Regions from separate parts of the Mus musculus genome. Here all the other regions are linked to region 3. A link is a loop called in an ENCODE intact Hi-C map of the cell type or tissue named here. Cell type or tissue: heart. All regions are shown on one strand. Region 1 holds the start of Numa1 (nuclear mitotic apparatus protein 1). Region 2 holds the start of Tomt (transmembrane O-methyltransferase). Region 3 holds the start of Inppl1 (inositol polyphosphate phosphatase-like 1). Region 4 holds the start of Anapc15 (anaphase promoting complex C subunit 15).

Region 1 (8,000 bases), 130 kb before region 3:
AGAGAGGGGTCAGGTTGCTCAGCTCTGGAGGTCTCTTCTGAAAACAATTGTGGTTTTTGGTGATATGCCAGAGGGTCTGTGAGGCAGCCCAACTCCTTCCTCCCATGTGCCATCCCTTAGTCTGGGCTTCAGCTCCTTCTTAACGGCTACCTGCCTGAACACCACCACCTCACCTCAAGATAACACCAAAGTGAACTTTGGTCTTGGCTACTGACCTGTTCAAGTTCTCAACTTAGGAGCCCCTGCCAGCACTGACCCTCGTTCTTTTACTGTTCCTACTCCCAGAATGTTAGGGCCACAGGCTTCCACCTCAAGGTGTCATTCCTCAAACCCACCAGGCTCCAACTCCAAAGTTCCAAAGGCTTAGAGACTCACAGGTAAGAAAATGGCTGCAGCATCTGTACACCTGAGTTCAGGCAAAACCTAACTATCAGTTACCCTGCTATAAAAATTCCAGGCTCCAGCACCACTCCCTAAAATAGATACCCTCTCCTTCACCTGAGCAACTTGTGCGCTGTTGGACTGAACACTGATGTTGGGAGTTCCTCTGGGAGGAATACATCAAGAGACACAGGCAACTAACCTGTGACTTGGATCTTACCTGGTTTGCTACCTTAGAGGGCCCTGACAAAGGCCAAGCTACCTTGATAAAATGTTTATTCATTATACACGGGAGGTGGAGACAGGAGGATTGCTTGTACCCAGTCTTAACAACAACAATAGCAATAGCAAAGCCAGGTGTAGTGGTCCATACCCTCAGAAAGCAGAGGCAGGCGCATCTTTGTGAGTGTAAAGCCAGCTTGGTCCACATACCAAGTTCCAGGCCAGTCAGGGTGACATAGGAAAATCACTTCTCAAAAAAACAAAACCAAACAAACAAATTAAAAGGGGGGGGGGGCTGGAGAGATGGCTCAGTTGTTAAGAGCACTGACTGCTCTTCCAGGGGTTCAGAGTTCAATTCCCAGCAACCACATGGTAGCTCACAACCATCTGTAATGGGATCTGATGCCCTCTTATGGTGTGTCTGAAGAGAGCTACAGTGTACTCATTAAACAAACAACAAACAAAAACAGAGGAGCTGAAGGGGATTGCAACCCCATAGGAAGAATAACATCAGCTGGCCGGACCACCCAGTGTTCCCAGACATTAGATCAGGAACCAAGGAGTGCAGTGCACGGGCATGGAGTGCACACATGACTACAGATACTTATGTAGCAGAGGACCACCTTGCCTAACAGCAATGGGAGGGGAGGCCCTTGGTCCTGTGGAGGTTTGATGCCCCAGCTTAGGGGGATACTGAAGCAGCAGGGTGGGAGAGAGTGGGTGGGTGGGGGAGCACCCTCATGGAGGCAAAGGAGAGGGGGTACAGGATGGATGCAGGATGGAGAGATTTGTGGAGGGTAACAGGCAAGTGGGATATCATTTGAGATGTAAAGGAATAGAATGATTAATTAAAAAAGAAAGGAAATCAAAAAAAGAAAAAAGAAAAACAAACAAAAATTAAATCCCAAACAACAAAAGGAGCTGTCTTGCTGGTGTGTCCTCTGGCTAACAAAGGGGCTGAGTTGTTTTGAGATGGTTTTCCTTTAGTTTTTTTCAAGACAGGTGTTCTCTGTGTAAACCTGACTATCCTAGAACTTGCTCTGTAGACCAGACTGGGCTCCAATTCAGAGATCTGCCTGCTTCTGCCCCCCAAGTGCTGAGATTAAAGATGTGCACCACCACCATTCATACCAAAAGAAAAAAAGGGGGAAAAAAGGCCAAGAAAAGCATTATCTTTTCTCTATTATGGGGGAAAGCCCTGAGTAGGCTGTGTGGACAAGTCAATTGTTTCTCAGCATTTCTGCAATCAAAAGCAAATGAAGTTACTGGATGAATTCTCTACTTGCTCTAAGGCACTAACTTTCAGCTCAGGCCTCTCCCTCTGCACATACACCACTCTCTTTGTAACCTAGATTTCTGACTCAGAGTCCTGAGAATCTGGAAAGGAATGAAAAGACTTCAGGAAAACCCCACATTCCGTTGTTTCTTTAAAAAAAAAATCGTCCTTGGTGACTCCCACCTCTAGAGCACTTTGAAAGGCTGAGGCAGGAAGATGGCTCTGAGTTCTAGGGCAGGTAAGGCCACATAATCAAGAGGAGAAAAAGGGGAAAGAGGAGGAGGCAAAGAGTTTTTTAATGACCTAAAAGCCTCAGGAGGACTGAGAAGCCCCCAGAAGTAAGTAGGCCCATAACACCTAGGAACAGGGACGCTCCTGACAAGAAAGTCCAAACACCAACCCTTGAGTATTTACAGTTTTGAGACTGCAGAGTACAGATCTGCAGATGCAATCGCCAACCTTCAAAAGTTCCCTTTTCTGCCCTATAAAACCCCAAGCCCTTTGTATCTCTTCAGCCTCCACTCCCCAGAGAGCCTGCTGCCCTTCATTGTTCTAATTAAAGGACAATCTGCTTCTGTTGAGGTCAGTCTATTTTCACATTGCCGGGCTTAATCAGAGCTAACAGTACTGACACCTAGTCCTTTCCCCCATATTCGTAAGGTCATGATCGGAAAAATGTTAGCAGAAAAGTTGCAATCATGAACTAGACTGCGGCCTACAGGCAGATACTGTGTGAAGTGCCTGCGCAAGCGCACATACACAGCCCTCTGGGGCAGTTCATCAGCACCTATCCCCAACCACTACATTCACACACTCAGATCCCTGGCAGCTGACAAAAATAAAAAATAAAAAAAGACACGTTTTCATTGTCCAACACCGCAAAAACATCTAGGACCACACAAGGAAACAGGGAAGCCCTCTACTGGGCCGTCTCTATAGCTCTAGGACAGGCGCACACATTACTCCCTCCAAACAAAAACACGCTGACATCTATGAGGGGAAAGAAAGGCGCCAACTCCCGGATGTTGGCAAGCTCTGCGCAGGGCCAGCGCCTGTTTCTCAGTGTTTACTTGCTCTCCCTTTCCTCTCCCTCCCCTCTAAGGATGGCGCAGCAAAGGGAGGTGAGGGGGATGAACCACCCCACCCTCTCGTCCATTTTTTTGAAAAAACAAAACAAAACAAAACTAACCCGAGAAAGAGTGAGGGAGAAAAAGTCTTAGTGCTGGGGGCCTTACCGGACTCCTAAAGCCAAACGTATCTACAGGTTTTAATCCGCCATTAGCATTTAAATCTTGAAAGGACAGGGGTAGGGGGGGGCAGTGGAAAGTAACCCCACACACAAAAGAAAAGTTGTTGGGTTTCTTCTCAGTCGGCCAGGCAGAAGCAATCTTCCTGGCTGACAGCCAGAAGTGCGTCACAGCCAGGAGTCTGCTTTCTTTAAAGGCACAGCGAGCTTCCGCGCGGTCTGGGAGCAACAGCGAAGCCAAGAGCTCGGGGGGGGGGGACGGGGGGGGGACGACGCCTACCAGGAGGACCCAGGTGAAGCCTGCCCGTGCCCTAAAAACTGAGCAGGACGTGCGGGGGCGGGGAGAGTGGCTAGGGCGCAAGCCCGCAGGCTCCATTGCTGAAGGGAGAGCACGCGCAGCAAGGGCTGGAGGCTGTGGCGTAAACACACAAAAACGCACCCGCGGTGGCCGGCCTCACCAACCTGAGATGGCCAGGACACTCCCCCTTCGCTGCTTTCCAGCAGGGCTTAAGGCAGTAGCAGTGACGGCCTGTCCACCTCCGAGACCAGCCCTATCGGGCAGGCCCAGAGCCGCCGAACCCACGGCCAGCCCCTGGCGGGAAAGGCGCCCGGCGCAGAGGAAGCCTGGGAGCCGAGCGCAGGGGAGCCGCACGGCGCAGGCCTTGTACAGGGGCAGCTTCCTGCGGCGCGGCGAGGGGGGCGTGTCTGCAGGCGCACGGCCGCCCGCCGGCTCCCCGCCACACAAAGCGCAGGCCTCCTCAGAGCGCCCTGCCTGCCCGCCCGCCTGCCCGCCCTAGGACTTGGCCACCCTAGCCTGTTCTCCGCAGGGAATCTCTTCAGCCCCTACCTTCTGCGTAGCAAGGCCAAGATGCCATGCTGTGTGCCTGCTCCTCCCACTCCTCCACCCAAACGAGCGGCCCAGGCAGTTTCTAGCCGCGGAGCGTAGGCCTCGCTCTTCTGTCCCGATAGCTGCGCTATTGTTGACTGGAATGGCCGCCAAAATCCCAGCTGTGCTGCCAGAACCTAATCCGCTGTTCCTGTGGGCATTTGTGGGGAGGGGCCGAGGGGCCAAGGCACAGTTCTGAGTATGGCAGGCGCTGGCTAGAGCCCTCAACAGGCACAGGGACTCATCATCCTCAGAGTCTGCTGCAACTATATGACTAAAAGAAATGTCACACTCAGACAAGATCTCGACAGCGTTGCCACCCACTGGACACCTCCTGGGATAGTTAAAGGAATTCCCTCACTTTACAACTAGAAACATTTAATGAAGTATGTGTAATGTATTGCTATTAAATATTGTTAATACCCATACAAGAATTATACCCAACGTCTGAGCTAGGGTTACAATTCCACAGATCAGAAGTGACTACAAGTTTTATCCCAAGATGGTACATGTTAACTCATATAAAAGATGTAAGGAAACTAACCAGTTTAGATGAGGGAAGGATTAGAAAACTGAAGTAATATTTTAATCTGGATCTTCAAGCACAAAATCAAATTTTTCCTCTCGGGAAAGGGAGAAGAAAGCAGAAAGGTGTGGTAGCAGTGAGAGACCAGGTGTCAAAGGTGAACTGAGGTCAGAATTGGGAAATCTTGAACTTCAAGGATTCAAATAAAGGATCTGGGATGGTTTTAACAGAGAGCTGTGGTATGAGCCAGATTAACCTGACAAAATGGTTCTCTGGCAGCAAGGTGAGCTAGGAGGCTACCCAATAGATAGGAAGGTGTTGAGGACACGGATGGTAGAGAATAGTTAAAAGAGGAATGAGAAGCATTGAGGAGAAAGAAGCTGACAAAAAGCAGGAGACTCAAAGCCACCATGGTGCTGTGTGCTTACAGTCCTGGCAAGTGGGAGGTTGGAGCAGAAGGCCAGCCTGATCCACTCACTACTAGAGTTCCAGCCCAGCCAAGGCAGAGTAACAGCCTATCTCAAACAAGACAAAACTAGGAGGAGCAACTGTACCGGGAAGAAAGTACATGGCATATGTGAATCACATGTGAGGAGGAGATGGGGGTCTGAAGAAGAAACAGGATATAATAGATAGTAGCTAATGCTTACTAAGAACCTACTAACATGCCTCAAACCATCCTACTGACCTATTGGGCATCATTTCATTAGGCTTCAACACCTCTTTATGAAGCAGGTAAATTACCACTCAACTTTAAGATGACTTTTTTAAAAAGACTTATTATTTATGTGAATACACTGTCACTGTCTTCAGACACACCAGAAGAGGGCACTGGATCCCATTACAGATGTGAGCCACCATGTGGTTGCTAGGAATTTAACTCAGGACCTCGGAAAGAGCAGTCAGGTGCTCTTAATCGCTGAGCCATCTCTCCAGCCCTACCACTCAACTGTAGACATGAGGAAGCTAAGCCACAAAGTGACTATCTTACATACATATCACAAATCACTTGCAGCTAACTACATAACCCTGGCAAGGATTCCTCAGATTCCTAGATGAAAGCATAGCCTCCTCTGCTTTAAGAGTACAAGCATGAACTCAGTAACATTCGCAAGGTGCCCAACACACTGACTTTTAGCACAGAAGGTGCTAGTGGATGCTTCACAAAGGTTGGTCTCTGTCACCAGGGTGTCCCAGCAGAAGGTTTACCAGTGCTAAAGAAGCTAGAGATATTCCTCCTGGAACAGGATGGTACCTTCAGTGTGACCGCCTTTTCCCCACCAGTTCCTCTCTCGGCTTTTACTTTATAGGCACACTTCAAATCTCAATCCCTCCAATATTAAACTGGTAACAGTAGTGGATTACTGGGGACAATCACTTGGGGACTTCCTACACTGTATGTATGTTTTTATGGTTGGATTTATTTTTTTATTATTTATTTACTTATTTTGGTTTTTTTGAGACAGGGTTTCTCTGTATAGCCCTGGCTGTCCTGGAACTCACTATGTAGACCAGGCTGGCCTCGAACTCAGAAATCCGCCTGCCTCTGCCTCCCAAGTGCTGGGATTAAAGGTGTGTGCCACCACACCCAGTGATTGGATTTATTTTTAATAACCATGTACAAAAAGACACAATGGCTCAGGAGATATGCATGATCTGGTCTGAAGACCTAGGATCTACATGGTAGACAAGAACTCACTCCCAACAGCTGTTCTCTGACACACACAAAAACATGATTTTAGTGTTTAAAAATTATGCTAATCATGTACAAAGCTCAAGAAATGGTTTTATATATATTTTTGTGAAAGTCTCTTTCATCTAGAATGACAACTCCTTAAGGACATACCCCAGTTCCCTCTCTATGATCAGCCATAGTCCCTAGCTTACTAAAGCTCATTAAATCTGTTCCACTGAACTACATTTGTATGGCAGCTTTCCAAACACAGTCTCTGGCTACTAAAAGAATGTGTGTGCTGAGTAGAGGGGATGAGGTGTTGGTGAGATCCATACCCAAGACTGCAGACACATTGCTCTCTCAAACCTACAGCCTGTTCTCACCATCCCTCTGTAGTCTGTACTTAGCAACTGCTATTAGCAGAAAGGACGGCTTCTATTCAAAGGACTACCACAAATACAAATGTTCACATTTTATGAAAAGAAATGGCAAAAATAGTTAAAGACTGGCACACCCTAAAATTGTATGGGATGAAAATAAGAGGGTTGCTAAACTGCCCACCAGTCTCTGCAGTTCCACTTGGTACTGTGAGTCCTGAAACTTCACAGTGAAGACAGAGTAGATACTGTATCTCTCCATCTTGCCCCTGCTCTAAACACAAGGTAACACGTTCCAGTTGAACCACTGCTGTAGAAGGCTTGAAATCTCCTCTAGAATTTCCCTGCCAAGTCCTTACACTTCGAGGCCAACTAACTTATGGGCTACCCAGGAAGTGTGGCTAGTTTCTCCACTTCTCTTTCTTCTCAACCAAGAAAGATCACTTGGCTCCTGCCTGGTTCTACAAGGCACTCATTACCCCACCAAAAGGGGCGGGGTGGGGTGGGGATAAAGAAAGGGGTTTTGGAAGAACTCACAATGCAGGAGGAGTGAGTTCTGATAGAAGCTGAAGAGTGGTAGTAAGTTAGAAGCACACAGTTGTTCAAAGGGTCTGGTAATACTCCATCTCCCATTGTAGCCAGTAGGCTGCAGCAATTTGGTATTCATTTTATTATTCTTGTTTAAAATGTCAGTGTTGGGCTGAAGAGATGGCTCAATGGTTAAGAGCACTGACTGATCTTCCAGAGGTCCTGAGTTCAACTCCCAGCAACCACATGGTGGCTCATAACCATCTGTAGTGGAATCCAATGCCCTCTTCTAACGTATCTGAAGATAGACAGCCACGGTGTACTCATATACATAAAATAAATAAATCTTTTTTTAAAATGTCAGTGTTATAAGTTTTAATGTATACTATCCTTTTGTCACAGTTTAAAGAAATGACAGGGAATAGGCTATGATATAACTCAGTGGTGAACACTGCCTCGCATATGTGAGGCTTTTGGTTCCATCCTTAGCAATGAAAAATGAGAGAGTAATTCCCCGGAGGCCCCCCAGAACTGGGGTGATTCTAGTATAAATAATACTATTCCAAGGCCTCTATAACCTGGCTCCAGTTTTACTTCCTACTACACTTATGCCCTTACCCAAACTCTCCACCCTGCCAGGCAATTTTAGATGTATGTAATTTTAGATGGAATGTTTTATGTAGACGAAGGGCTCTAGGGTCAGCTACAAATGAGCCCTAGATCCAGATTGTTGGTTCTAACATTTACTAGCCAGGTGACCTTAGACAAGTTATTTAATCTTTTTAATTCTCAGATCATTTTCTCTAAAATAGAGATAACCATAGTATTTATTTACCTCATTGAGTTAACGTGCAGATTAAAAAACAAAGCATGGCAAGTGTTT
Region 2 (8,000 bases), 68 kb before region 3:
CATGCTTACCTGTACTGCCTTGCCCGGTCCATGTACTCATGCTGTTCCATGCCCTGGGAGTCTGCGGCAGACACATCAATGATGTTGCTTTGAAAAGGAGAGACAGAGAAGACATGACAGGTGCTTTAGATGGTCACAGACGAGAAGCAGTGCTAGGTGCGAATCCCAAGGCCTTCTGACACTAGTACTCAGCCAGCCCACCGTAACAAGGCAGAACCCAGTGACATCGCTCCCTAATGACCTTGTCCCATCCTCTATGTTCCAAACTTGGCTGCCTGTGTCCCAGCCTGGTCCTGTGACACTCACCTAGCTGTCTTGGCAAGGATGGAGGAAAGCAGGGCCTGCTCATCTGTGCGAGCTGAAGGTAGGCTATGGTAGTTGGGCTCGGCTCCATTGAGGGCTTTGGTAGGGGTGCTACTGGGGTCCAGCAGCAGCTTCCTCTCCTCCCGATCCTAGGAGGGGCCAGTAGAGAAAAGTCAGCCCCAGGGCCTTAAGTCTAATCTTCCTTTCATTTCAAAGGTTCTGACATACTAAAACTACTTTTATGAGCATGACTCCAAGTGTCCAGGTAGATGCAGAGTCAGAAAACATTCACTCTCAGACTGGCCCAGTTGGTGGTCTAGGATGAACCTAGAGAACCTAAAAAACATTCAGAGGGGAGCAAAGCAACACTGACATTCCTGGAGCCTCAGTAACTGGTCAACCCCTTCTGGACAAAGGCTATTGGAACTGACTGAAAGTTGGAGAAGGCGGGAAAATATCAAAGTAAGGTTCTAGAGGAGAAATCAATGCAAGTCAAAAGCCCAAGAACAGCCTTCCTGGTTCCCCGGGGAAAGTACTGCCCAGCAAAGATGTCTACCCACAACATAAGGCCCTAGCATGGCCAGATAAGTCCCTGGACTGCAAGGAAGCAGGCCAGTTGTACGCTGCCATTCCTCGCTTTATCTTAGTGCAGAAACTCCAAGCCCACAGCCGAGATACAGTCACCAATGTCCTCTCTCCCCCCCCTTTCTCTCCAGGATCTTTGTACACACATGCACACAAAGCACAGTCCTCCCATGTTCCCCAGGCTGCGAGGGTACTATAGAACCCAGCTGGCCTGGTACTCGCCAGGGTCGGGCCTCTACCTCCTGATTTGCTGACCTGAGAGAACAGTGGAGCTCTTCCTCCCAGACAAACTACACTCTCCCTGACCCAGTCAGCCCAGTCTCCAGCAACCCTGCTTACTAACCTCCACAGACAACCTCAAACACCAGAACCAATTTAGAATTAAACCAAAACTACATCTCCTAACATTGGACTTTCCTTGTCCTGGTTCAGACCTTGTTCTAATCTACTGCCTTAAGTCCATCAGTAGAGACCCCTGCTGGCTGTGTCAGCTGCAATCTGGATAAGCAGACCTGATTCAAGTCTATTTGGGCCCTAGAAGGCTCGGGACATGGCAACTTCTGAAGGAGTATAGTGTGTAGAAGGAGAGGAATGCTGGCCAGTGCTGACCCATCAACTTCCAGTGGCCGCCAGCCAGTCTCAGCAGTCCTCCTGGGCTGTCTCAGTTCCCACCAGCTTCCCAGTTACAGGAGCCAGCTCTCCTGCTCACAACTCTCCCTATGATGGCTACTTCCTCCTGCCTGGCCTGCCCCACCCCAGACAGGCTCAGCCTTTCCACTTTGCTCTTCCTCCTCAGAACTACATTGCCCAAATGTCCTCAAACCACTCGACCCAGTTCACCACGACAGAAGGAAACATCTACGGTCTTCTGCCTCAGGTTCCTGGACAATCTATCTTTCTCCTTCCTCAGTATCAATAGGCTAGACAGATAAAAGGTTTACCAAAGGTGAAAGGGTCTCTAAGGGAAGCTGGTGGTCACAAGGAGTCCCCCACGGCTGCTGCCGGTCCTTTCCCCAGCACTGCTCCTGACAAATATTCCTTCAGGATAGGGCCGTGTCATCCCCAACCCCACCGGGAAAAAGTTAATGACATCACCTGACACCCACAGAATGAGTGATACATGGGGTAGGTTTCTTACATCAAGGTTTGCTTCCTAAGCCAATACAACCTGAGTCAAGATTTCATTATTGACTTTAGCAGACCTAAGGTGTCTGCCCACCACTACCTCAGAGCCTGTCCCAGTATATAAGGTATGTGTCTTGTTCTTAGAACACCATGACTAGAGTACTTTTTTTGTTGTTTTTGTTTTTTGTTTTTCGAAACAGGGTTTCTCTGTGTAGCCCTGGCTGTCCTGGAACTCACTTTGTAGACCAGGCTGGCCTCAAACTCAGAAATCCACCTGCCTCTGCTTCCCGAGTGCTGGGATTAAAGGCGTGCGCCACCACGCCCGGCGTGGCTAGAGTACTTCTAACATTAGCTAAATTGCTTCAATCCTCCTAACTTTTCCCTCACCTTTAAACATTTTACAGGTAACTAGCAGGAGTCAAATGAAGCAATCGTAGGCGGCCTCTGAAGACCTATTGCTTATACATTTTTCTTTTTGAGACAGACAGGCCCTGAACTTACTGTGTAGCCAGACAGACCACAAACTTGAGGCAGTTCTGTGTCAGCCTCCTAAGTACTGGGACTCACTCTCTTAGGTGTAAGGTAATTCTTACACTTCTAATACAGGGACAGGCAATGCTGAAGAGGGCCTACCTAAAGAGGGACTGGGGATATGACCCTGGGGTTTGATCTCTACGACTGCATAAAACTGGACATAGTGAGTGACATATGCCTAGGATCCCAGCACTCAGGGAGAAGCAGAACCAGAAATTCAAGGTCATCCTCAACTGTATGGCAGGTCTGCAGCCAGTCTGGGCTTCAGGAGACCTTTTTAAAAACAAACCAAACCAGCCAGAAATGAGAATCTGTAAAGAGGAAGGTGGAATTTTAGCTTTCCCTCCATAACTCTGCTGTTAGGCAGGGATATCTGCCTTCTTCTTCCTTTTCTGTTGTTTTGTGGTGGGTTCCTATTTTTGCAGTTCTAGCCTTTAGCATGACAGAATGAAGTGAAAGTTACGGCCACAGGCATGTCAAACTCAGGTCAAGCAATGAATGAGGTTCAGGAAGCACTCACCCCGACACAAATCACATTCTCCTGAACTGCAGGGTTCACTGGGGGGAAGAACACCTTCCCAAGTACAGCGACACCACTTATGTCTCTGACTGTATCCTCCACTAGACCGGGTGAAACTGTTCTCTGTGGCACGGTGCCTACTGTGTGTAGACATCAGGGCTCAGGCTTCGAGGCAGCTGTTAAGAGGAATGGCCAGGGGGCTGACACCCAGCCTTGCAAAAGTCTTCCCCTCCTCAAAAGCGTCTAGGCAGGGAAGGGACTGTAGTAGAGAGGAATGAGATGCACCAAGGGGAAGATGGAAATTTAAAAACAAGACACTGAAGTCTCTCCAAGTCGATGCTTTCTCGAAAAGAGTAAGATCTACAATCACATTCTTCAGAGAGGAACTCTCTAGCTCGAGGAACCCTCAGGCACCAGGCAGGGAACAGCAAACCAAACTCATAAATCAAATCCCCTTTCCTCTATATCGGTCAAAGCAAACTCTATTGCTCCCCAACGTCCCGATGTCTTCGCTCTATTAATTCTTCACTGGCCAACTCAAATGACAGTAACTTGGTGTCAACTTTTGACACCAAGCCAACAGTGGCAGAACAGTTGACAGAACACACAGAAATTCCTGATTTATCTCGGGAGACTGAGAGCCTCAAATTACCTATCTCTACAATGGGTCCACTAAGCCAAGCTGCAGTGAAGACAGAGGAATCTGTGAGCGCGAATGTTTCCCGAGAACCCAGTCTGAGGATTCGAGTGGTGAGATACGAGGGGACTGGAGAGTGGAAGGGGAGGGGCCGAGTCAGGCGGCGACCGCCGCAACCCTAGGCAGAAGTAAGACTAGGATCTTTAAGAGGGTAGGAGCCCGGCTGGCCGTCCTCTCTGTAATCTGTCCCCTCCAGGCCTCCGTACTCGGTGAGCCTGCAGTCCGGCTCCCCGCCACTGCGGGCTTTATTCTGGGCCCCGAGCCCCGCGGTCGTAGCCCACAGTCCCAAACCCCGTCCGCCGCTGTCGCACCTGGTCCGAGTCCTCGTTTTCGCTGCTATAGCAGCACCCCATGGCGGGGTCGGGCCGGGCGCTCAGGCGGCGCCGAGGAGGGACGGCGTCCGTCAGGAGCCTTTCCGGTCACATGACCCGCGGCTGCCTCTCGCTCCCCTCCCCCTCGCCTAGCCTGTCCTAAAGCCGCTCCGGCGCCACAGCCAAATCTTGCCTTCCGGTCCCGCCTCGCCGCGTGACAATCGCCAACCAATGGAAAAGTGCGTCCTACGTGAGCGGACCCGCGGCACGTGATAGGAAGGCAGGCGGGGCGAGTCACATGATTTTGTTGTCCTAGTCTCTAACTCCGAATCCTTGCGTCCCTTAGCTTTAGTGGCCAGTGCAGTGCGACGAGTTGTGTGGTCACATGGTGTCAGGGCCACCTTTGTGGGCCCAGTGCTATATCAAGATAAATTCTTAAGTGCCATGCAAGTGGCGAGTAGCGTACTGGAGGGAGATGTACTTCACTCAGAACTCTTTGCTAGTTTCTTTGTCCTTTATGTGTGCGAGAGAGACCAAGGTCTCACTACGTAGCCCTCACTGACCTGGAATTTGCTGTGTAGCCCAGGCTGAACTCGAATTCAGAGAGCCACTTACCTCTGCCTTACCAGTATTAAACGCATATGTATTTTTATTTTGAGTATGTGAGTGTGGAGGTCACAGAATAACTTCTAAGAGTTGGTTGTATCTTTCCACCATGAGGGTCGTAGGAATTGTTAGATTGGCAAACTTTGGGGCAGGCACAGTTTAGCCATCTCTCTACTCAAGTATTTGGCAGTTTCTTGACTAAGGTGAATTCTGCCTGAGTAGGCAGATGGCAGACACTTCTCTTTCCAAATCAGGGATTAGAGTATTCAAAGTCTCAATACAAACTTTTCTTCCTGATTGCCTTTTCTGATTCTCTTCTGAGCACTTCTCTTTACTTAATCTGGTGCCACTCACTTATTAACAAATCATAGGGCTAGAGACAACGCAGTGATTAAGAGCACTGGCTGCTGCTCCCCCAGAAGGCCCAAGTTCAATTCCCAGCACCTACATGGTGACTTACAATCATATATAGCTCCAGACCCAGGAGAAACAATGCCCCTTCTGGCCTCTGGCAGCAGGCAAGTACACACACACAGTGCACAGACACATACGTGCAGACCAAACACTCATACACATAAACTTAATTTAAAAGACATACCCCAGGGCTGGAGAGATGGCTCATCGGATGAGAGCTCTGACTGCTCTTCTGGAGGTCCTGAGTTCAAATCCCAGGAACCACATGGTGGCTCACAACCATCTGTAACAAGATCTGATGCCCTCTTATGGTGTGTCTGAAGACAACTACAATGTAGTTACATAAAATAAATAAATGAAATCTTAAAAAAAATTAAAAAAAAAAAGACATACCCCAGGGCTGGAGAGATGGCCCAGTGGTTAAGAGCACCGACTGCTCTTCCGAAGGTCCTGAGTTCAAATCCCAGCAACCACATGGTGGCTCACAACCATCCATAATGAGATCTGACACCCTCTTCTGGTGCATTTGAAGACAGCTACAGTGCACTTAGATATAATAAATAAATCTTAAAAAAATACATACCCCAAATATTTATTGTCTATAGTGTGCCACTCTAGTGTTCAGTTTGGATAGGTAGCTGGGCAGAAAACAGCCCAAGATCCAGACCATGGAATCCCTAGTCAGGTGGTCAGTGTATTCTATAGTTGTGTTTTTTAGTTCATTTCTTCTACCACATGTGAGTAACTGAGAGACAAGGACAGAGTCTGACTTTACTCTGTAACTGATACCCTAACACTTACTTACAGAAAACTTGGGGAGCTGGGCATGGTGGCGCAGGCCTTTAATCCCAGCACTTGGGAGGCAGAGGCAGGCGGATTTCTGAGTTCGAGGCCAGCCTGGTCTATAAAATGAGTTCCAAGACAGCCAGGGCTATAGAGAGAAACCCTGTCTCAAAAAACAAAACAAACAAACAAACAACCCAGAAAACTTGGGTTTTGAATTCAGTAAATAATTTTCAATTACTTTGGTTTACACCATGCCGCATGTCCTGATCCCAAGGGGTTAGAAAAGTCACCTAGTAATATTTATTAATTCTTCAGATTAAGACCCTAGAGTTCTGCTAAGTTTCTCAAAGGCCTGAGAAATAGGAGGCAGCTGAAGTTTGGTAACCTGAACTGCAGGTCTCAGGTAACAACAGCCTCAACATCAATAATTGAAATCAGGTCCAGCCTCCATCCTTGGGGTTAGTCCTCTGAAGGACTCCCATTCCGGTACCTGGTCTTTCTTAGGAGCCTTCAGCTCAGGTAAGCAGGGCCTTGTGGGTTCTCAGGTACATCAATTCATGCCCACATCACAAATGCTTCACATTCCTTCATACAATCTAGATTTTAACAGACACCCCTCTTCCAACCAAGGGTCTTGCAAAAATAGCCTATCAGGCTCCGATCTAAGGGGAGGAGCAGGGGGGGAAAGAACAGCTATCCCCTATAGGTGGTCCTGGAGAAGAAAGCTGAATGGTGAGAATGTGTGGTGTGTGCATGTACATATTTGCACTTACAGAGAATTCTCTTTGGAGGGGGATACAAATATAAAAATACAGGACTGGAGAAAATACACAGGACCAGGGAGGACCCACACCTCCAGGGAAGAGCAAACAGAAAATCCTTGGATAGAAAAAACAAACACTCCACTCTAACATGGTATAGAGGGTGGATTTATTTTTGAGATAGGGTCTCAAATGTAGTACAGGTTGGCTTCAAACTTTGGATCTCCTACCTTGGCCTTCCTCATGATGGGATTACAAGTGTACACCAAAATACCATAGATAGTATTTTCTTTAATTTTTAAATGATATTATTTATTTCTATTATATATGTATGGGTGCTTTGCCCAAATGTACTGAATGTACTTCTATACACTATGTACATACAGTGCCCACAGAAACCACAAGAGGGCACTGGATCCCCTGGGCCTGGAGTTACAGACAGTTGTGAGCAACCAGTTGTGGGTGCTGAGAATCAAACCCAGGACCTTTGGAAGAGCAGCCAGTACTCTTAACCACTAAGCCATCTGCCAAATGTTTTGTTTGTTTGCTGTTTGCTGTTAGAATTTATGAGTGTTTTGCTTATATTCATGTTTACTTGTGTGAGCCCCTGGAGGTCAGAAGAGGGGGTTGGATCTTCTGGAACTGAGGATACAGCTAGATGGTTGTGAACTAACATGAGTACTGGGAACAAACCTAGGTCCTCTGCAAGAGTGACAAGTTCTCTTAACCACTGAGCCATCTCTCCAGCTGCAGGCGTAGTGTTTTAAATTGCTTCTTACTGTGACAAAGTGCAGTGAGAATGTGAATGGGTTTCACAACAAAGCTGTTCTCTTTTGCTTCCCATAATGGATCAGAGGAGTCCAGGCAGACCAGGTATGGTAGGAGGAAGACACCCCAAGAAACAGATGAAAAAGGTCTTGAGGAAAGTCAGAAAGTGGGTGGGATCAGCAACAATGCAGTACTAGATCTGCAGCCAGGACCAGAGATATAGTTTGTGGTTGAGTGTTAAACAGCAGGAGGTTGCAAAGAGCACAGGCTGAACTCAAATCCCAGTTCTGCTGTGTCTTTGGCAAAGGACAGCCTCTCAGACATGTTTGTATAAGCGTGGAAATTGCATAAATAAGTCTGCACAAATGACAGGCAAATGGTACATCTAGGTTTCCCCGCCAGCCTCCCTCTATCCTAGGACCCAGGTAGGGACAATGTCCCCTGCCATTGCACTGGCATTCCTGCCACTCGTGGTAACACTGCTGGTGAGATACCGGCACCATTTCCGACTGCTGGTGCGTACAGTCCTGCTGAGAGGATTTCGAGACTGCCTGTCAGGACTTCGGATTGAGGAGCGGGCTTTCAGCTAT
Region 3 (8,000 bases):
TATAGTACATGCGTGGAGGTCAGAGGAGAACTTTCAGGAGTCAGTTCTTTCTACCATGTAGGTCTGGGGTTGAACTCAGGTCATCAGGCTTGCTGGCCAGTGCCATTCTTCACTCACTGAGCCATCTTGTTGGCCTGGTTTTGTTGTTGTTGTTTTGTTTGTGAACAATGAAGCCAGTGGTGGTGCACGCCTTTGATCCCAGCACTCAGAAGGCAGAGGCAGGTGGATCTCTGAGTTTGAGGCCAGCCTGGTCTACAGAGTTCCAGGACAGATAGCCAGGGCTACACAGAGAACTCCTGTCTCTAAAATATAAAATGAAATAAAAGAGTAAGTGAACAAATGGAGCGACTGGTACCCCATGTAGACTAGCTATCAGGCTGCTGCCGAACTCACAGTCAGCTGCTTCTGTTTCTCAACTGCACTGCAGTCACGGGATTAAAGGTGTGTGTGTTCCATGTCATGCCTGGCTTATTTTGGAGTGGCATTTTTTTAAAAAAGATTTATTTATTCAATTTATGTATATGAGTATACTGTAGCTGTCTTCAGACACACCAGAAGAGGGCATCAGATCCCATTGTAGATTTTTGTGAGCCACCATGTGGTTGCTAGGACTTGAACTCAGGACCTCTGGAAGACCAGTCTTAACCGCTGAGCCATCTCTCCAGCCCTATTTTAGAGTTTTAAAAGATTATTTCTTTCTTTGTTTTTTGTTTGTTTGTTTGTTTTTTGGAGACAGGGTCTTACACAGCCCAAGCTGATTTTGAAGGATGTGACTAAGGTGACCTTGAATTCCTGATTCTCTTGCCTCTACATTTTTCCCCCAGTGCTGGTTTTGTAAGCATGTGCCGCCATGATGGGTATGCTTCATTTGTTTTTGAGATAGAGTCTCATCAATGCTATCTGGGCTGCTCTTGGATTCATGATCCTCCTCCATCCTCGGTCTCCTGAATTCTGGGATTACAAGGCATGTTGCCAACATGCCCAGCTGAAAAGAGTTTTTATAAAGTGTGAGAGATGCTTCATAAATGAGCTATTATCCCGAAAACAAGGCTCCTCTAGCTTCTTTCTTATACTGTGATGAGTATAAGAGTAGTCCTATACGCTAGAGATGGAACTTCTGGGGGTCTAGGATAGAGGGGCCTTTGTGGTAAGTGTTCAACAGAAAAGCCTGTGTGAGGCAGGGAAGAAGTGAGGACCAGGTGAAGCAAGGCTGGAAGGTGACATGCGGGACAGAGTAGGGTAGAGGGACTCAGCCCTGTGTCTTTCCCAACTAGTGTAGTCCATGGAAGAAAAATGCCTGTTGCTCAGTCAACACCAGCCAGGAGCTACACAAGGCTGACTCCCGTCTGTACTTCAACTGGGATCACTGTGGCAAGATGGAGCCTGCCTGTAAGAGTCACTTCATCCAAGACTCCTGCCTGTATGAGTGCTCCCCCAACCTTGGGCCTTGGATCCAGCAAGTATGGGTGCTTCCTTCACATGCTTCAGAAAGGCTAACTAACCTTAGGCTCAGTCTCTTTAGCTGCCAACATTTCCTTTACCTAGGTGGACCAGAGTTGGCGTAAAGAGCGTTTCCTGGATGTGCCCTTATGCAAAGAGGACTGTCACCAGTGGTGGGAAGCCTGTCGTACCTCCTTTACCTGCAAGAGAGACTGGCATAAAGGCTGGGACTGGTCCTCAGGTAAGGACCTCTGGGTAGCGAGATGAATGTAGGGTTTGGAAAGGGGGAGATTAAAGATGTTTGGGGTGACCAGAGGTGAGGTTTGACCCTAGGTCTAAATGTCTGTGCCCACTATGATTCTGCCTGCAGGCATTAACAAGTGCCCAAACACAGCACCCTGTCACACGTTTGAGTACTACTTCCCGACACCAGCCAGCCTTTGCGAGGGTCTCTGGAGTCACTCCTACAAGGTCAGCAACTACAGCAGAGGGAGTGGCCGCTGCATCCAGATGTGGTTTGACTCAACCCAGGGCAATCCGAATGAGGACGTGGTGAAGTTTTATGCTTCCTTTATGACATCTGGGACTGTGCCCCATGCAGCAGTACTTCTTGTGCCCAGCCTGGCCCCAGTGCTGTCATTATGGCTCCCTGGCTGAGAGGTCAGTCTTCCTCTCTAGATTTCTCCTCTATCTACCCTTGGTCTGGTTCAACTCTTCAAAGAATAAGGAAGTCTTGAGCCTGCTTCCACCCCTCTCCTCTGTCATCCAGTTCCTGATCCATGTTGGGGGTTGGGGTTTCTACAATCATTTTCAATAAATCTATGACACATCTGGGCCTAATGAATTATTGTCACTGTGAGCTTGTGAGTGGGTGGGGACAGATCCTTTCCAGTCAGAGTAAATAGTGTTTCAAAACTCACCATCACTATACAAATGTTCATTGTAAGTTCCCTCCTCCTAGAAGGTGGATGAACCGAGCGTCTGTGCTTCAGTAGCCTGTAGGAATCTAGTTGCTTCTCAAATAACAGGAAGATCCAGGATTTTTAAATTATATCATTCTCAAGCATTATCCCATCATGGGCTGAGAACATAACTCAGTTGGAAGAGTGCTTGCCTGGAGAGCTTGAGTCCAACAAAAACAAAAATACATCTCAGGGGGCTGGAGAGATGGCTCAGTGGTTAAGGCCACTGACTGCTCTTCCAGAGGTTCTGAGTTCAATTCTCAGCAACCACATGGTGGCTCACAACCATCTGTAATGGGATCTGATGTGTCTGAAGACAGCTACATTGTGCTCATATACATTAAATAAATAAATAAAATAATTAAAAAAAAAAACAAAAACAAAACACATTCCCTATTCCCATCATGTGTCTGCTTAGCTCTGTTCTCAGCTTACAAAGGGGAAGCTGGAAACGGGAGTCCAGCAGAGATTCTGGAGAAAGGGGTAAAAATTCACACTGCCTACTATGATATAGATTGACTGGGTTGGGGTCCCTTGGACGAGGATAGTCCATTAGGAAGTCAATCTGGAAGATACAGAAGAAACAAAAGCTTGCATTTCGCCCAGTGCTGTATCCTACTGATGAAGCCAAAGAAACTATTAGTGGCTTCCCAGAGGCAGAAGCACCCTCTAGCCTTCGGCTAAATTGTATTTGTGTTTATTCTGAGTGTGTGCCTAGGTGTGTGGGCTGCATGGATGACTTGGCACAGGTGTGGAAGTCAGAGGACAACATGCAGGAGCTCTCTCCTTCCACCACATGGGTCCCTGGGGTTCAACTCAAAGTCTTCAAACTTGGCAAAAGCGCCTTTACCTGTTAAGCCATCTCACCCCAATGACACAGTCTTTAGCATCGCCGTCCTCTCAGGAAGCTGTAAATATATTGATTTTGGAGGGTCGTGACAGCTTTTCTCCAACTCGTTCTCCTTTCTTTCTTTGAGGCCACATCTCTTATGTAGTCTTGGATGGGCTGGAAGTCTAGACCAAGGAAGCTGGCTTACAACTAGGTAGAGTTCCATTTGCTTCTGCCTCCTGTGGGTCGGGAATACAGGCATAGGAAAGTAAGACCCCACTGCACACCCCCGGGATCTGGGGTGGGCGTCCTCCATTCCCGGCGGGAGGAGCTGGGTACAGATTGGAGGATGTTACTTTATTTAAGCCCTGGCAGGACCAGGAGAAACAGGTAGGTGGGTGGAGGATCTCTGTTTTTGTATTTATCTGTTCTGGAAGGTCCCTACAGACCCGTCACGTCCCAGGCTTTGTTCTAGATGGGTTAAGCCAATGCAAATTGGCTTATCCTCTAAACAGAGGGAAACTCCTCAGGGTTGACCCCAGGCTCGGTCAACAGGTTCAATTTACCAGAGCGAAAGTTCTCTCCCAGGTTAAAGGGATGCTCCTGACAGACTCTAGGAGTTGGTGGTTGTAGGCAAGCGGCTAGAGGCCTGCGCCTTTAAGGAGCCAGGGGGCAGAGGGGCGGGGCAGGAAGAGAAATCCTTGGAGACGCCACCACCATCCAGGTCTTTTTTTAGGGGGGAAATAGGGCGGGCCAAAGCCCTGTTTGGGTTCCGCCCCGTCTTCTCCCGCCGGGTCCCCTTTTCCGCCCCAGGGGTCGGTGGATGGGAGGTCTTAGCAGCCAGAGTCTTAGGAGCTCCCTGCTCGCACCTGGCCCACGGAAGCGCAAGTTTGTTGATTTGGAGGGAGTAGCCGGAGCGGGGGCGGTGCTAATAATACCCGTTCAGTCCCCAGTCGCGCTTTACAGTTTACACAGCTGTCACCTTCGTTACTCCTTAATTAATAATAAAAATAGCCGCCGTCCCGGAGCGCACGCTGCATGCCAGGCCCTGAGCTTTACAGGCAGAGCCCCAATGAGCCCGCCCTCGTAACGTTACCCCAGTTATCGAAAGCGAGAAGCTCGGGCGCACTGAAGAGCCAAGGCTGTCCCGAGGTCACTCTGCGGGCGTGCGGCGGAGACCGGGACGCGGGCGGACGAGGCGGGGCGCGGGCGGGGCGGAAGGCGCGGGGTGCGCGGTGGCGGCGGATGGCCATCTTAAGTGGCCGCGGGGAGTCCAGGGAGGCTTCCCCGGGCTAGGAGTCAACCCGAGTCGCCCTAGAGGTGGGGCCTGCGTTCGGTAGTTGAGGCTCTGAGACTTGAGGGAACTTTTTTTCTAGGTAGTCGAGGGGGTCCTCCTGGTCTGGGACTGCAAAACCTGGGCCTGCGGGTGTGGGGCGTGGTGCCAGGCAATTTGGTGGAGATGGGGGAAGGGTTTTGCCAGGCTGGAGGGCCTGCGGGGACCGGTGCGTGAAAGGCACCTCGAGCGCGCGCGTATGTGTGGGGTGGGGTATCGGATCTCTTTGGGATCTTGTGGGATGTGTCAGGAATCGTTTTGGGGGGTTCAGGTCTGAAGGGGCCTCTGACCTTATAGGAGTTACGAGAACTTGTTCTCTTGGATGTTGTAGTAGTTGTGGATGTCTATCCTGGAGCCTTGCTTTCCGAACCTTGATCCCGCAAGGCTGTGGGGGTGCCGAGTAGAAGAGATGTGTGTAGTAGAATCAGATTTGCATAGGGATTAGGGGTCATCTCATTGCGAATCGTTGGAAGGATTGAATTCACCAGCGAGAACTTGGACTCACAAGTTGTCCCGGAGCGGGTACCGGGGAACTGGATCTTCTTGAGGTGGGGGGACAAAATAATTGTGGGACTTGGGAGGTGCTGGTCTTGCGGGTCCTGTAGGGCTGTCGGAGCATCGTCCTTGCCGAGAGAGGCTGGGGGCAGGGGCGGCCCGGGCTCTGGGCCGAGTGGAGGGGGAGGGGACCGGCCAGCTCCTAGCTCCGTTCCCGCCCCTCCCCCGCCGCCTCTGAACAAACTTTTCTTTCTCTTCAAGTTGAGGCCGGCGCTGCGGGCGGCGGCGGCTGCGCGGAGATCCAGGCGGTTGGCGCGGCCAAGCGTGGAACCCACATACTGGGTTCTCTCGGGCTGGTGGATCCTTAGTCCCGGGACCCGGGCCCAACCTCGACTTCAAGCTTCCCCGGGCGGATGGCGCGGAGCGGCAGGCATCGGCGGCGCTGAGCCCTGCGTGGGCCATGGCCTCAGTGTGTGGGACACCGAGTCCCGGGGGTGCGCTAGGCAGCCCGGCCCCAGCCTGGTATCACCGTGACCTGAGCCGCGCTGCTGCGGAGGAGCTCCTGGCTCGGGCGGGCCGCGATGGCAGCTTCCTGGTGCGAGATAGCGAGAGCGTGGCGGGGGCCTTCGCACTCTGCGTCCTGTGAGTAGGGCGGGCACACGCCGAGTGTTCCTTGGTTGTGGTGGCAATCGTGGTAGTGGGGTGACTGTAGCTGGTGGGGCTGCAGCCCTGTCTCCAGGGGAGACCTTGACTTTATCGCTGGGTGGAGGAAGGATACAGGGGAGCACTTCCTGCTGTGCCTGGAGCACTTTCTGAGGCCCGAGGCCAGAGTTCTGAAGCTCAGGGTGGGTGTGATGGCAAGAAACAGTGGCAGACGGCGGTAGACCAGCTTAGACTTTCTCCCAGATGTACAGGGAAAGGATGCATGCTCCACATGAGTGCAGTTCGTTTTAAAGCACTGCAGTAGGGGGCAGAGAGACCAGTGTTTGGACGCCTGGGCAATTCTGCGACTATATATGATTGTAGGGTGGAGTTGAATAGTGTGTGTTGGGAGGAAGACTTGGGGGAGGCAACAGGGTGAAGCTGTGTGGGACAGAACCTTCATTTTTTTTTCCTTTCTTTTTCTTCCTTTCTTTTAAGATTTATTTTCTGTACACTGTAGCTGTACAGATGGTTGCAAGCCTTCATGTGGGTGTTGGGAATTGAATTTAGGACTTCTGCTCGCTCTGGTCAACTCTACTCACTCAGGCCGGCAGATTTATTATAAATCAGTACACTGTAGCTGTCTTCAGGCACCAGAAGAGGGCATCAGATCTCTTGACGGGTAGTTGTGAGCCACCATGTGGTTGCTGGGATTTGAACTCAGGACCTTTGAAAGAGCAGTCAGTGCTCTTACCTGCTGAGCCATCTTGCCAGCCCTCAGAACCTTCATTTCATGAGTCAATGAGTGAGTCTCTCTTGGCTCTAGATTGAGCTCTGGTTATCTGGCCGTGGATGAGTGCTGAGCCTAAAGCTAGACTTGGCAGTCTTCTGAGTGGGCCAGGTTCTGTGACTGCCCCTGGCAGCTGTGTGTGGTAATGGTTTGTAGTGTTCTTTCTGACCTCTACTCCCTGCCCCACAGTTCCACACTAAGTGGGCCCCTGTGAGAAGCATTAGGGGCTTGCGTTTAGATTTAGTGAAAATACTCTTAAACAACCCATTTCCTGTCCCATCTTTCTCCTTCTTCTGACACCTTTGGGAACAATTTTGATTGTTACTCTTGGGATGGGGCTGTGGGCATTTGGTGGAGAGGAGACAAAGATATTGCTACATATTTGTCATACCTAAGATGACAAAGGATTTGGTGGTTCCAAAGGCTAGTAGTAGTGTTGACAGTGAGAACGCTGGCCAAGACAGTTGACCTGCTGAGTGAGGGGTTCTGGGAACCTCTCGGCTTCTGCAACAAGTCGGAGGTCCACCTAGTGTGGAGAGACTAAAGCCAGACATCTTAATGTCCATAAAAAATCCCAAGACTCTGCCTCCTAGCTACCTCTAAACAGATCCCTTAATTAGGGAGGGGACAGGGCAGGTGCTGGATCAGCTGCTGAGTGGGAGGGGGACAGCTGAGGCTTTCTCTGGGTAAGGAACTATTGTCCAGTGAAGAGAGATCCTGGTTCCATTGTCAGGAGGAGTGTGTGTGTGTGTGTGTGTGTGTGTGTGTGTGTTTATAGGGAGGCAGATTTCAGCTCTCAGGAGCCTGGCAGAAGGGATCAGAAGTGGCTGGTTTCTTAGGTTTCCCAAACACATGCTTACGTATACACACATCACAGTACACAAAGAACATTCAAGACACACCCCTACCCTGACAGACAAACTTGCTTCTGCTCTCGTACTCGATACCAGCCAGCCCTACCTTTTGTTTGTTCTGTATCCTTGGGCAAATGATTTTTTTCCTTCCTGAGCCCCAGTTTTCTCATCTGGAAATATTAATGTATCTGCTGTACAGTATGAATATGAAACGAGCTATGTGGAATGCATAGCACAGTCAGGGTTTGGTGACTGGGATGTTCTTGTTGTCATCAATACAGATCCAGATACCACAAAATGATGTACCCTGAGTCAGGTGGGGCTAGCTTTAGGGAGAAAATGACCTTGTGGTGTTTGGTCCTCTCTGGAGCCAACACCCACTTCTGCCCAGCATAGACAAGAGACCACAGTGCCTATTTGAGGTGTGGAGGCCAAGGGAGCCTTCCATCCCCCACTTAGTGTGTGTCTGGCTCAGCTGTCACCTGCTCAGCTGCTGCTGCCATCTGTCAGCACCCCTCTTGGCTTGGGGTTCCTAGAGGCTGAGTCTCCCATCAGGATCCCCTTTGGGTCATTCCAGTTTCCTGATGCTTGAGGAGAGAAAGCATAGCCCCCCCCACAATCCTCTGTAAAAATACCCCTGGACGCACCCAACTCC
Region 4 (8,000 bases), 58 kb before region 3:
TGGAGGCCCATGCTCTGCTCCCACATGGCGCCACTGTATTGGCTGACCATGTGCTTTTTCCTGGTGCACCCCGCTTCCTACAGTACACCAAGAGCTGTGGTCGCTATCGCTGCCGCCTTCACCACACCAGCCTCCCAGACTTCCCTGCCATTAAAGATGGCATAGCCCAACTCACCTATACTGGACCCGGCTGAGGTCCAGGACCTGAGATATTTACTAATACAATTCCAACCCCATTCAAGCAGACCTCAGAATATCTCGTTTCCCTCTCTGTCTTGTATCCAACACATGCTATGGTCAGGCTGGGGAGGCATTCTTTTCAACTTTGTCCCCCTCCAACCTCCATATTAATCTGAAGTGTCAAATTCTATTAGCCTTTTTGGTCCTACAAGGTCCCCTCATAGAAAATCAGGAACTGGAAGCAAGAGGCTTGAGCTGTCAATTTAGTTATTGATTGCTCCCTCCAAGTGAATCTTTCCCTCCTCTGAGATTCAGTTTACTCTTAACACTGAGACAGCTGGCTGAAGGGGCTGGAGAGATAATTCAACAGTTAAGAGCACTGCCAGACGCTCCCTACCTAAAGGACCTGGGTTCAATTCCCAGCACTCACATAGCACAGGCACACATGTGATATACATACATACAGACAAAACACTTTTAAGCATAACATAAATAAATTAAAACAACAAAAAAAGACATCTGGTTGGCAGAAGCCCAGAGCCTCACACCTATGAGATTCAGATGAGATCAGAGGCAGCTGCAGACACTGAGACCCTGTAGGAACATCTGGGTACAAGCTAGGCCATAAGAATTACCAATCACAGAAACCTGGGCTCTGATCCTGGCCAACATGGTCCATTAGGTTTGCTTGAGAGTCCTTACATAACCCCGTCCCAATGTCCAAGAAAAGATTCTGAACTCTGGGTCCCACCAACAAACAGGGAATAGACATTGGGGAAACAATCAGTCCTGTGTCTTTATTAAAGAGGGCTAGAAAGGGACCACACCTGGCAACCAAGGAGTGAGGTACCAGCCAGGAAGGTGGGATGGGCTCAGGCTCTTGGGATTCAAGGGAAGACTCATGGCCTGGAAGGGCCCAAGGAGACCTTGTCCTGGCAGTAGCTGAGAAAGTGCCTAAGGGAAAGCTTTAGGCACTACAGCCACAAGCTGGTTCTGCAGGCTGAGGGGCTGAGGCTGTAGATTCAAAATAGGTTGGGGTGGTCTGGAATCACTGAGGCCACCTTGGCTTGTCTACCTAGATCATCCACTGGTCCTGATCCTGTTCGTTGCCTTCCATGTCCACCTGAAGAGGAGGCTGGGTGTGGGTGGGGAGGAGCCTCAGCCAGCCTCAGCCCAGATCCTGCCCCTGGGTACAGCCAGGGTTTCTGTATGCCTTGGCCATCAATTAGATCAGGGGCAGGAGCCTAGGAACAAAGGCACTCCCCTACACCCCGCCTACCTCATTGACCTCTCCATCATCAGGTGACTCATTATAGTCATTCATCTCATCCATGTCTTGCATGTCCTCATCATCTTCGGAATCCTCTTCACTGTCCTCATCATCTTCATCATCCTCTTCTTCCTCATCATCGTAGTGCTGGTAGAGCAGAAAGATTCTGTAGGCCTCAGGGCGCCTGGACCAGGTCAAGAGCTGGCCAACTTGGAGCTTCCACCTTCCCAACCTTGCCTGCCTTGAGTCTGGCAGGCTGCTGCATGACCTGAAGGTCCTTAGTACTAGGCACAATGCATAGCCCCTCAGGTTCCCACGTTTTCTGTCTTCCCAGATTGAAAACCACAATTGTACTGAGCCAAAAGTAAGGCCATTAAAGTAAAGCCTTGTTCTACTGGGCTTCACATAGGCCCCACCCACAGGAACCACTCACCTCTGAGGCCGGCTTGCCAATTGGTACCAGGTTGTTGTCTTTCTCTGCGATGCTTTGGAGCTGTGGGCAAAGGAGTAGGGGGGAAAGTAGGGCCAAGGCACAAGCAGGGCAGGTCAGGGGCATTGGACTGGCTTCCCCTACCCCTGAAGAGACCCCAAATGTTGAAACAAAGCTTCTCCCCCCAGTTCTCAGGAAGATGCAATCTCTCTCCTGTCATCTGTTCCTTATAAAATTGATAGACATATGGAAAGTCTTTGGGCCTCTGTTTTTTTTTTTCATATAATTCTGGTGAAAGTGAAATTATTAAGTTCTGTGATGTATAGAAAAGATCCTAGGCTGTCAGGGGCTTGACATCTATCTAATCTACCCCCGAAATCCTATGGTCCCTCAGCGAGTTAGGGTGCCACAAAATAAGAACTTTATCCCCCAAAACTCAGCTTGACTATTCCCCACAGAGGAACCTTTTTCTAAGCAGGTCTCCAGCGTAAGGCAAGCTCACGGCCCGGTGGTAGACCTCCATGCTGCACTGGGTCCTCACTCACCCAGGCCTGATGCTGCTGCTCCTGCTGCTGCAGCTCTGTCTCCTCCACACAGGGTCGGTCCAGATTAAACCACAGTGTCTCAGTCACACGAGGGAAGAGTGACGGGAACAAGGTGGACATGGCTCCTAAGCTGAGGGAAAGGGTCACGTGAATATGTTTTGTTTTGTTTTGATGCAGTTGAAATTTGATTTAGGGATAGGGTGGATTGGGTGGGTAGCAGAGAAGCTGCCCTGCCCTCTTGAAATCAGACAGACCTGAGTTTGAGTCCTGGCTCCATCACTTACTAGCTCTTTGATTTTGGCCAATACACTTAACCTCTCTGGGCCTCAGTTTCCTCATCTGTAAGAATGGGGATAATTAAAATTATATCATCCTCAGTTATTACGACAAACAAAGAAAATAATGAGTAAAGCTGTATGTTGCTTAAAGAGAGAAGAGACTGGGAGCCAGAGATGGAATGTGGCATTGTGATTATGCACAAGATTAGCAATAGCAGAGATCTAGTAAAATTCATTTTAAATACACACACACACACGCACCACAAAACTTATTTTTTGCTCTTTTGATTCATGTCACATCCAACCAGTGCAAAATGGTGTGGACATGAACCACCTCTCTCACCAACCAGTCAAACTGCAGTACACACAACCAAGGATAAAAGAAATTCTCAGAGGGATGAGTAAATAACAAACAAATGAAGAATGAACTAACATGGAAGAGAACAAAATCAACTCTGTGGGCTGAAGCTGCTGACCAGGAAGGTCACCAAGAAGCTGAACTAAAACGCCCTGGCTCACAAACCCAGTGACATGTAGAGCTTGACTTTGGCCACACACTCGATGGGGGCTTAAATCCTACGCAAGGCAGGGATCCTGGCCCAGCACTGTAGGAAGGGCACAGGAAAAAATAGAGTTGGTGTCTACCTTGGTGTTTCCCCCTATTTTTAGTAAATGAAACAGGGTTACAATATTTAGCCCTGACTGTCGTGGAATTCTCTATATAGACCAGGCTAGTCCCAAACTCACAGAGCTCCGCATGCCTCAGCCCCCGGATGCTGGGATTAAAGGCGTATACCAGCCCCCACACCCGGCCCTACTCTAGCTTTTGTTCCAACTTAATTTGACCCACGCAGAACTAGACGCTGTCATTCCCTAGACCAAAGCCCCCCCAGGTCCGTGTGATGGGGGAAAAAAAAAAAGGCGCGTCCACCACGATCCCGAAAGCACTGACAGATTTTATATACTAAAATTCTACCCACCACCGCCCATTCTTTGCTCATTATGATAATGACTGCGAGATTGACCAACAGGAAGGAGGCAGGGGCGGGTCTCCGTCAGGATTTTGACCTTATAGGGATGCTAATCGCAAAATGCGCGCGGCCTGGCCGAAGCCAATTAACTGCAAGAAATGCTGGGTGACAGGAAGTGAAACCAATGCATGACGGACCATGTGCGATGGGTGGGGCTTAGACTCTAGGAAACGGCCAGTGAGCAGGATGTCTTTAAGAGTAAAAATGGGGAAAATGAACTGCTAGGGAAGCGAGTCAAAGGAACTGGGTTTCTCTGGAAGCCGGAAGAAAGAACAAGCAAGGAAACGGCAGCAGTCTCGTTTCCGCACTTACCGCGCCAAGAGCCGGCAGCCGGCGGCGACCCGGAAGCGTTTCCCCAGGTCTGAGCGGAAGAACCCACCAGAATCCGGGACTCACTAACGCATGCGTCTTGCGTCTCCTTTTGTTTCCCGCTTCAACACCGAGCCGGAAGTGATGTTGATGTACTTTAGTTACGTACTAGTTGGGGGAGGACCCTCGCTTGCCCCGCCTACCTGTCAGCTCCTCCTTGAATCTCCAGCGGCAGGGTTTCTCCAGGCTAGCCCCTCGCCTGCGTTCGACTAGTCCCGCCCTCCTGCCACTCGGCGGTGTTTGCGTGTTAATCTCCTCGAAATAGTATGGTTTCCAGAAATGTTCGCTTGTGTGGATGCCGTGTGTGCTGCTGCGTTCCAAGAAACATCTGTTTCTTCCCTTCTGTTCTCTCAGACTCGGTTTTCTGTTTGAACCCTTCTCCTCCTCCTCCTCCTCCTCCTCCTCCTCCTCCTCCTCCTCCTCCAACTCCTCCAAGATCTATTTATTATATGTAAGTACACTGTAATTGTTTTTCAGACGCACCAGAAGAGGGCATCAAATCTCGTTACGGATGGTTGTGAGCCACCATGTTGCTGGGATTTGAACTCGGGACTTTTGGAAGAGAAGTCAATGCTTTTAAGCGCTGAACCATCTCACCAGCCCCTCTTTTCTTCTTTTTTAATTTTGGTTTCTCGAGACAGGGAACTCAGAAATCCACCTGCCTCTGCCTCTGCCTCTGCCTCTGCCTCTGCCTCTGCCTCTGCCTCTCTGCCTCCCAAATGCTGGGATGAAAGGCATTCGCCAGCACTGCCCGGCATCCATTCTTTTCTTTCTGAGAGGATACCTTGAACATGCTAGACAAGCCTCTGTCATGGAACTACATCATATTCATAATATTTACTTTTCTTTTTTGAGACAAGGTTTCATTGCGTATTCCTAACTGGCCTGAAATTCACTATCTAGACCAGGTTGGCTTCGAAGTCTTCCTGTTGGTATTAAAGCTGTGTAACACCACGCTGGCCTCTTTTTTATCTATTTAAAATTTTATCTTATGTATATGTGTGTTTGAACATCGTGTGTGTGTGTGTGTGTGTGTGTGTGTGTGTGTGTATGCATGTGTATGTATGTGTAGGCCCAAGAGTGATGCTGGGAATTTTCCTCAATTGCTCTTCTATCTTATTCTTATTCAATACCACAAGTCCCTGCTATCGCTGGTCTGACTATCCAGGTTCTCTGAGAATTCTCTGTCTTTACAGAAATTACAGGCTGGTTGCCATAACCATCCAGCAATCATGTGGGTTCTGAGGACCCAAACACCAATCCTGGCTTCTTTTACAACAAGCACTTTAACCCCTAAGGTATCTCCCCAGGCCTGTACATTCTTTGTCTACGCTGTTTCTTCTGTAACTAGCATGATAATCTGCCTGGTTTTCCTCCTGTTCTTGGCTCTGGTGAAGAGTGATGAGATAGAACTGTTCAAGAGGTTCCGTATGTGCTTCCTATCAAATCTGATTGTATGGCCCAAGAGGTCAGCTTCAGCTTCAAACGTTTTCAAACGTTAGCAAGCTCTGCTTATTAAAATTGTAGCACTCAGGGACCTGAGACAAGAGGATGTGAAGTTCAAGATTAGACTGGGCTATGTAGCAAGCTCAATGCCAGCCTGAAATGTATAAGCCCCTGTCTCTCACAAAAACAGGTGCAAATTTTAAAAATAAAAATAACGGACAGTGAGATAGTTCAGTGGGTAGAGGCACTTGCTAACAAACCAAGGACCCAACTTCAATCCCTGGACCCACATGGTAGAAAGAGAAAGCTGCCTCTCACAAGTTGTCTTGTGACCTGCATGTGCACACTGTAGCAGTTCTCTGCTGCCTTGCACACCAAATAAATGTGCATCAGAAAAAAATTGTTAACTAGATGTAGTGACAATGTTGGTTTCTTTAAAAACACAGAAATATTGTAAGAATCTTTTCCTGGGGTTTGCAAGTATGGCATCTTGGAAGGTGAAGCGGCACATGCCCCGCCCCCACGCCCAACCCCCAGCATTTAGAAGGCAGAGGTAAGAGAATATCTGTGAATTATAGGCCAGCAAGGCTACATAAAGAGACCCTGTCCCAAAATAGAAAATAAATGAACCCACAAAACCAAATATATGTGCATCACTTCTGAGCAGTGAATATACATCAGTGAACAAATAGACCCTCCTGTGGTGGCAGCTTTTGTTCCAGTGAGAGAAACAATAAAGAAGTTACAAATAATATAAATAACAGTTTTAAGATCGGAGTAAATACTTAGAATAAAATATTGTAGGTAGGGGGTTGGGATTTAGTTCAATGATAAAACCTAGGTTGGTCCTCTGCTCCAGAAAAACAGAATTTATAGGCGTAATATTTTAGGGGGTGGGGACAAGAAAATCAATGGGATAGCAACTTTTGAGTAGTTGGGGAGTGGGAAGGGAAGAAGTGAAGGAGAAAAAAGGGGTAGATAGGAGCCGGGCGTGGTGGCACACACCTTTAATCCTAGCACTCAGGAGGCAGAGGAAGGCAGATTTCTGAGTTCAAGGTCAGCCTGGTCTACAAAGTGAGTTCCAGGGCAGCCTGAGCTATACAGAGAAACCCTGTCTTGAAAAAAAAAGGGGGGGGGTAGATAGAAGATAGTAGATGGATGAATAGATATATAGATAGATAAGTAGGTAGGTAGGTAGGTATATAGGTAGGCAGGTAGGTAAATGGATAGAGACCAAGCACCTCATGTCAAAGCCCTAGAAGGGTTTCAGCACAGTGTCCTATGTAATGAAAACATGGATGAAGACAGACAGGCGGTAGTAATCAGATGGATGCCGCCTTGCAGATAGGTCAAGTGTGGACGCTGGCTTTTCTATTGTACAGGGAGCAAGTGAGGGGTTATGAACAGTAGATGCATTCAATCTGCTTTATATTTTAACAGTTACTTTGTCTCATTTAGAAAAAAATTGGGGAGCACAGCCGCATGGGCAGGGAGACACCTTAGGAGCCTATTACAATAATCCGGAGGTATGGGGACAGACGAAGTAGCCCAGCAATTAAGAGACTCTACTGAATCAAAATGGTGAAACTCTCACCTTAGTATGGTTAACCTTAGATTCTACGGGCTGGCTTGGAACTGGCAATGTAGCTGAGGATAGCTTGAACTCCTGATCATCCTAAGGACAGGGATTATGTGTGTATTCTAGCACAGTGACTTTCACTGAACTAGCCTGTGATTGAGAGAGTGATAGTATTCATTGCTATCATTATGTGGAATCCTTTATCTTTGGCATTATATTCATCAAAACTTTTTTATGTTGTCATCTGCAATACATTAAATGGGGGTTATACTGCTAAATGAACTGCTCTTACAGAGGACCAAAGTTCAGTTCCCAGCAGCTATATACATATTAAGAGGTAACCACTTGGATTCTCTTAGTAACCATTTGGAGTTCCAACTCAAGGGCTTTTCAGATCTTGCTGGGCACTGTATTCATATGTACAAATTCACACACAGACATATACATTATACTAATAATTAAAAATAAAACAAGCCGGGCATGGTGGCACACGCCTTTAATCCCAGCACTCCGGAGGCAGAGGCAGGCAGATTTCTGAGTTCGAGGCCAGCCGGGTCTACAAAGTGAGCTCCAGGACAGCCAGGGCTATAAAGAGAAACCCTGTCTCGAAAAACCAAAAAAAAAAAAAAAAAAAAAAAAAAGGTCTACTGTGGCCCAACTTTGTACAAAACCATGATTCTGTTTGCTACCCCCATAGATTTTAAGCTTCTAGAGGGTAGAGGTGGGATGGTCTCTGTACCTTTAAGGCCATTCTTTTCTTTTTTTAAAGGTTTATTTATTTTATGTATATGAGTACATTGTCCCTGTCTTCAGAAACATCAGAAGAGTCATTGAATTCCATTACAGATGGTTGTGAGCCACCATGTGGTTGC

The links. Peaks named below come from ENCODE experiments on the same cell type or tissue, not always from the same donor. Only the 100,000 strongest peaks of a DNase experiment are listed, where the experiment ranks them.
Region 1: a loop joins it to region 3, with 6 times the contacts of the local background. A loop is called at or near these places in 2 of 42 quality-filtered maps.
Region 2: it touches region 3 in a loop (4-fold over the local background); 12 of 42 quality-filtered maps call a loop at or near these places.
Region 4: it touches region 3 in a loop (4-fold over the local background); 12 of 42 quality-filtered maps call a loop at or near these places.

Annotation. Positions count from the first base shown.
Region 1 is chr7:101,965,942-101,973,941 of GRCm38, reverse strand. Numa1 (nuclear mitotic apparatus protein 1) reads right to left here and starts at 4,099. Exons shown (of 25, transcript NM_133947.3): 1 at 3,973-4,099. In heart, CTCF peaks have their summits at 2,808 (motif pointing left) and 3,727; DNase peaks (open chromatin) are centred at 2,651, 2,911, 3,301 and 3,771; H3K4me3 peaks cover 2,799 bases; H3K27ac peaks cover 3,502 bases.
Region 2 is chr7:101,902,116-101,910,115 of GRCm38, reverse strand. It overlaps Tomt (transmembrane O-methyltransferase), which reads left to right and starts at 3,757. Exons shown (of 4, transcript NM_001081679.1): 1 at 3,757-3,817; 2 at 7,829-8,000. The coding sequence starts at 7,845. Lamtor1 (late endosomal/lysosomal adaptor, MAPK and MTOR activator 1) reads right to left here and starts at 4,279. Exons shown (of 5, transcript NM_025605.3): 1 at 4,076-4,279; 2 at 307-452; 3 at 10-87. The coding sequence starts at 4,117. In heart, CTCF peaks have their summits at 4,057 and 7,049 (motif pointing right); DNase peaks (open chromatin) are centred at 1,575, 3,175 and 4,285; H3K4me3 peaks cover 1,896 bases; H3K27ac peaks cover 2,925 bases.
Region 3 is chr7:101,834,272-101,842,271 of GRCm38, reverse strand. It overlaps Inppl1 (inositol polyphosphate phosphatase-like 1), which reads left to right and starts at 4,448. Exons shown (of 29, transcript NM_001122739.1): 1 at 4,448-4,551; 2 at 5,321-5,701. The coding sequence starts at 5,520. Folr2 (folate receptor 2 (fetal)) reads left to right here. Exons shown (of 5, transcript NM_008035.2): 3 at 1,275-1,460; 4 at 1,546-1,681; 5 at 1,811-2,284. The coding sequence ends at 2,097. Gm10602 (a long non-coding RNA gene) reads right to left here and starts at 6,014. Exons shown (of 2, transcript XR_003946663.1): 1 at 4,855-6,014; 2 at 1,588-3,470. In heart, CTCF peaks have their summits at 592 (motif pointing right), 3,899 and 6,361 (motif pointing right); DNase peaks (open chromatin) are centred at 3,981, 4,331, 5,401, 5,501 and 2 weaker places; H3K4me3 peaks cover 4,839 bases; H3K27ac peaks cover 4,817 bases.
Region 4 is chr7:101,892,497-101,900,496 of GRCm38, reverse strand. It overlaps Anapc15 (anaphase promoting complex C subunit 15), which reads right to left and starts at 4,166. Exons shown (of 6, transcript NM_027532.4): 1 at 4,047-4,166; 2 at 2,680-2,764; 3 at 2,426-2,555; 4 at 1,884-1,943; 5 at 1,460-1,597; 6 at 952-1,303. The coding sequence starts at 2,702. The coding sequence ends at 1,256. Tomt (transmembrane O-methyltransferase) reads left to right here. Exons shown (of 4, transcript NM_001081679.1): 4 at 1-694. The coding sequence ends at 194. In heart, CTCF peaks have their summits at 4,349 and 4,593 (motif pointing right); DNase peaks (open chromatin) are centred at 3,796 and 4,176; H3K4me3 peaks cover 2,203 bases; H3K27ac peaks cover 2,633 bases.